Regions from separate parts of the Homo sapiens genome. Here region 1 is linked to region 2. The links are chromatin loops, found by intact Hi-C in ENCODE. Cell type or tissue: pancreas. All regions are shown on one strand.

Evidence for each region. Hi-C counts contacts between places; a loop is a spot of excess contacts. Peaks named below come from ENCODE experiments on the same cell type or tissue, not always from the same donor. Only the 100,000 strongest peaks of a DNase experiment are listed, where the experiment ranks them.
Region 1: a loop joins it to region 2, with 4 times the contacts of the local background. A loop is called at or near these places in 88 of 110 quality-filtered maps.

The regions. Positions count from the first base shown.
Region 1 is chr7:108,495,854-108,498,353 of GRCh38, reverse strand. PNPLA8 (patatin like domain 8, phospholipase A2) reads left to right here. Exons shown (of 11, transcript NM_001256007.3): 6 at 777-871; 7 at 1,599-1,770. Among named protein-coding and RNA genes, the nearest start is that of PNPLA8, 29 kb to the left of the region's middle. In pancreas, a CTCF peak has its summit at 1,016 (motif pointing right); no DNase peak of the experiment used is centred here.
Region 2 is chr7:108,177,621-108,180,120 of GRCh38, reverse strand. NRCAM (neuronal cell adhesion molecule) reads left to right here. Exons shown (of 33, transcript NM_001037132.4): 26 at 2,009-2,131. Among named protein-coding and RNA genes, the nearest start is that of LAMB4, 49 kb to the right of the region's middle. In pancreas, no CTCF peak of the experiment used is centred here; a DNase peak (open chromatin) is centred at 1,530.

The DNA.
Region 1 (2,500 bases), 320 kb before region 2:
GGCGGAGGTTGCAGTGAGCCCAGTGAGCCACTGCACTCCAGCCTGGGCAACAGAGTGAGACTCCATCTCAAAAAAAAAAATCTGGTGAAATATGTAAGACAAAAATGTATAGAGTCATAGGTGACCAACTATGTTAGTAAGAGAGGAAACCAAGGTATGGCATTCCAAAACCAGTGAGTGAGTTTTTAAGTGTTTTCCAGTTTTTTTTGTTTTTTTTTTTGTTTTTTGTTTTTTTTTTCAATTTTATATTGGCATATCTTTGTATTCTTATTTAGTTGTTTGTTGGTTTTTGGCATTCTTAAGAAGTGTATTTGAGTGGATTTCTTCTTCTTTTTACTTTTTTTTTTTTTTTCTGTAGAAATGGGATCTCGCTATATTGTTCAGCTGGTCTTGAACTCCTGGCCTCAAGTGATCCTCTTACCTCAACCTCCCAAAGCGCTGGGATTACAAGAATGAGCCACTGCCTGGCCAGATTTATTCTTAAAGAGATACTGTTCTGCAGAAGGATGGGTTCAGTGAAAAAACAAGAGAGAGATACTAATATAAATTTTAAAATGTGCTGCCTTAGTGTAGGTTTTTTTATCATTTAGATATTAGATTTTCAAAAGTAATACTAAAAATTTGGACAGGCAATTTTTACTGATTTTGATTTATATTATTAATTTTCATGTTAGCATATAAACTCTAAAAGCAATTATTAGATTGTTTTATTCAACAGCTTAAATTATTTTTTCTTTAAACAGGAATTGTCATTTTGTCTTTAATCTTTTCTGTAGGGGCGTGGTTGCTCTCCAGACCCTACGAAAATTAGTTGAACTTACTCAGAAGCCAGTTCATCAGCTCTTTGATTACATTTGTGGTGTAAGCACAGGTAATTATTATTATATGGAAGTGGTGCATTCTGGCAGTACATTAAGGAAAAGAACATTAAGCACTTATGTTTAAGATCATAGTCCTTTGCCTTCTTCAGCCCTCTCTCCATACCCCAAAATTTTGTACTTCCTTTTTTGTCTTTTGTTCATGGTTATGCCAGTTAGGCACACTAGGTGGCAGTGTGTCCTACCTATTATAGCTAGATATGGAATCAGCTGTTTAAAAGGACATCCAAGAGTACCTAATATGTTTAATTACATTGGTTCCTAGGACTAACTTGAAGGAGAATTGCTTAGTGATTTGGTGAGTTGTCAAATATACCATATTCTGTGACTAAAACTAAGTAATTCATTGATGTTAGAAAGAACGTGAATTATCTACCATAGTATCTTATATATAATTTAATGTAAAACAACACATTTGTAAATATTTTTAAATTATTATTATTATCATTATTGGGGGTAGCATTTATTTAATCCTTTTTGAGACCTGGTAAATCCCTTTACATTTGTTAACCCAGTAAGACACATGAATTTTGGTTGTTCTTATTACTCCCATTTTACCCCTGAAACAAATGGGGCTCTGAGAAGGAAAGTCATTTGTCCCAGGTGACATAGCTAGAAAGTATCAACGCTAAAATTTAAGCCAAAACTATGATTCAGGAAATCTTACATCATAAGGGCTATAACTTAACACTGATAAAAGCTAAGGATTCTTTTTTCCAGGTGCCATATTAGCTTTCATGTTGGGGTTGTTTCATATGCCCTTGGATGAATGTGAGGAACTTTATCGAAAATTAGGATCAGATGTATTTTCACAAAATGTCATTGTTGGAACAGTAAAAATGAGTTGGAGCCATGCATTTTATGACAGTCAAACATGGGAAAACATTCTTAAGTAAGTTACAATTACTCTTTTTAAATCTTCTGATTATATAGGTAGTATGTGCATATTATAATTTGAAAAATGTCAATATTAAATTATATTCTTGCATATTATAATTTGAAAAATATCAAGAATATTAAATTATTTGACTAATTAGAGATAACCACTGTTAGTATTTTGGTGAATCATAGTTTAGTAATTGTTTTGGGGGGTTTGTGTGTGTGAGATTTGCATGTAAAAGTTGCAATTGCCTTTTTTAAAAATATGAGATACTTGCATCCTGTTGTTTTTACTTAACATATTAAATGTGTCTCAAGTCATTCTAAAATATTCAATTATTTTTATTTTTATTTGTTTTTCGACACACGCTCTCACTCCCGTTGCCCAGGGTAGAGTACAGTGGTGCTATCTTGGCTCACTGCAGCCTCAACTTCCCAGGCTCAAGTGATCCTCCCACGTCAGCCTCCCAAGTAGCTGGGACCACACGTGTGCACCACCATGCCCAGCTAATTTTTTCTGTTTTTAGTAGAGAGAAGATTTCACCATGTTGCTCAGGCTCCTAACCTCAAGTGATTGGCCTGCCTCCCAAAGTATATATAATCATAAAATATAAGCATAAAATCATCCACAATCCTGTTATTCAGAGCTGTAGACTTTAATATATCTCCTTCTAGTTTATTAGACCTTATACATTTTGTATAGCTGATATTAGATTGTAGTTGTAAATTCGTATCCTTCTCCT
Region 2 (2,500 bases):
AATGTGATTGAAATTTCTATAGATGAATACAGCACACACAAAGCTACCAAAATGTCAGATCATATGTGGGCCTAAGTGTACATAGAAGGCTTCAGAACCCAAAATGCTGCTCTGAAATGCCCTCTCCCGTGACTTAAAATTTTTCTCCACACACACTGTCTGAAACCTTGTTACTTTGACATTTATTTGGATCATTAACTTTCTGACCTGAAAGAGGTTCCATAACTTCTCTGAATGTCAGTAGCCTCATCTGAAAAGCATGAGAACCAAATTAGATAACCTAACAAAAACACCTGGAAAGGAAAATATTTCTATAAGTTATAGTTTACTTCTATAGTTTCTTTCTTAGTGCTCTTTTCTAATTTATTAGAAAGTTGAACCGAGTTAGAAGGTTGCAAGTCTTGACCAAGTGGATTGGGAAGAGGAGGGAAAAGTCATTGCAGATATGGGCAACTGCAAGGGAGAGAGTAAGGAAGGACCAAATATATATTGATCCAGGAGTCAGGGGAGAAGGAATTTGGACACAGGGACAAGGGAGCCTTGTGGGTGAGGGAAAGAGGGGCCCATGTAGTAAAAAGGATGAGGATTTGAAAAGGAAATAAAATGGGTTTTACCTATTTTAAATTTTGCAACAATATGCCACTATGACAATGGCCAGATAGCTTCTGTAGCTTGCTTAGCTCTTTTTGATAAAAGAAGTTCACAGAAGATGGACCCCACCCTGGCTGCTGATTGAAAGATTCATGATGCAGGCAGCTGCCCAGCAGCCTCTGAGAACCACCCTGCATCCCAGCTCCCATCTCATTGTAAGTTTTTGTCGTCAATCTCACTGTCCCTTAGAGAGTCAGGGCTCTTCCTCCTCGATGTTTTCACAAGCTGGGGACTGTAGTCCCTTAGGGAGACAATGAATGGGTTTAATGAGCTCCATGAGCCTCCTAAAATTGTATGCAAGATAAATGTATATTTTTCCAGGGAGTGTTTATGGCTGTCATCAGATTCTCAAAAGGGTCTGTGATCCCCTAAAGTAAAGAACCACTTATTGGGTTGGGGAAGCTTAGAAGCCTAGAACTATGTGCCAGGCATGGTTTTAGGACCAGACAAAGACATCTAGGGGCCTAAAGCAGGGAAATGACAAAGAAGATGGGGATAGGAAGAAATGGATATGATTTAGATTAAGGAAGTGGAGTTAGTGTCTGAGGAGAGGGTGGAAATGAGGCAGATAGGGAAGTTCAGGTTGACTCTGGTTTTTGGCTAGAGTGACAATAGGGAGAGTGGTTCCATTAGTTAGTTTCCAGGGGCAGTGGTAGGGGAGGTAACCATTGTGAGAGAGAGCTGCCACCAGCCATCATCCTCATGAGGAAGTGAATAAAAGATGAGCAGACATGTTTCCTCTGGTGATTTGCCAGCCTCTGCCACAGAGAACCTGAGACCCCTCGGGCCTTCCCCAGGGCTGGGGGTGTGCCAAGGTTGGGCTTTTGTCCATTCACCACCAGATCCTGGGCAGCTGTCAGCTCTCAGGATAAGAACGTTTCTGCACCTGGGCATGCTGGCCCAAAGCCCAGCAGGCAGGGCATTCTGACTGTTTGGAGACACCTGGTTTGTTAGAGAAAACAGTCCTTAATGGTCCAGAACACAGCTGCTTCCACTCAGATCCAGTTAGAATAGTTTCACTTGGTAGCTAGTTTGCTTCTATTAAGACACCATTCATGCGTCAAACAAGTACTGCCTCTTTTTAAAATATTAGGTTTGAGTCCATCTAAAGGCAAAGTCATTATGTGTTTTGAGAGGATGGTTTTATTAAATATAAATGTAAATGACAAGAGAGAAAAAGGAAGAGAATAACTAAATGGGTGCCTGTCACAGGTTTGTACTAATGTATTTTCAGCTGAATCAGGAATGAGTTACTGAAACTCAAAACCTTGAATCGTGCGAGCACGGTGAAATGTCAATTTAATACATGTTGAAACATTCAGAAATCTTTGTGTTGACTGTAAGTTCTCACTGTAAGTCCCCAGTGCTCCCTCGTCTTTGAAGATTGTGAATCCAACACTGGACTCTCTCACTTTGGAATGGGATCCACCGAGCCACCCGAATGGCATTTTGACAGAGTACACCTTAAAGTATCAGCCAAGTAAGCTGTTGGGAGGAAGAGAAGGGGAAATATGTTTTTTTATTTTATTTATTATTTTAATTGACAAATAATTATACCTCCTCATGGGGTACGTAGTGATGTTTCGATACATATAGTGATCAGATCAGGGGAATTCGCATATTCATCTTCTCAAATATTTATCATTTATTTGTGTTGGAAACATTTAATATCCTCCCTCTAGCTGTGTAAGGAACACCAGAACTTAGTCTTTGTATCTAGCTATCATTTTGTATCATATATATATATACACACGTATATATATATATACGTGTATATATATATACACGTATATATATACACGTATATACATATATATATATATATATATATATATATATATATATTTGA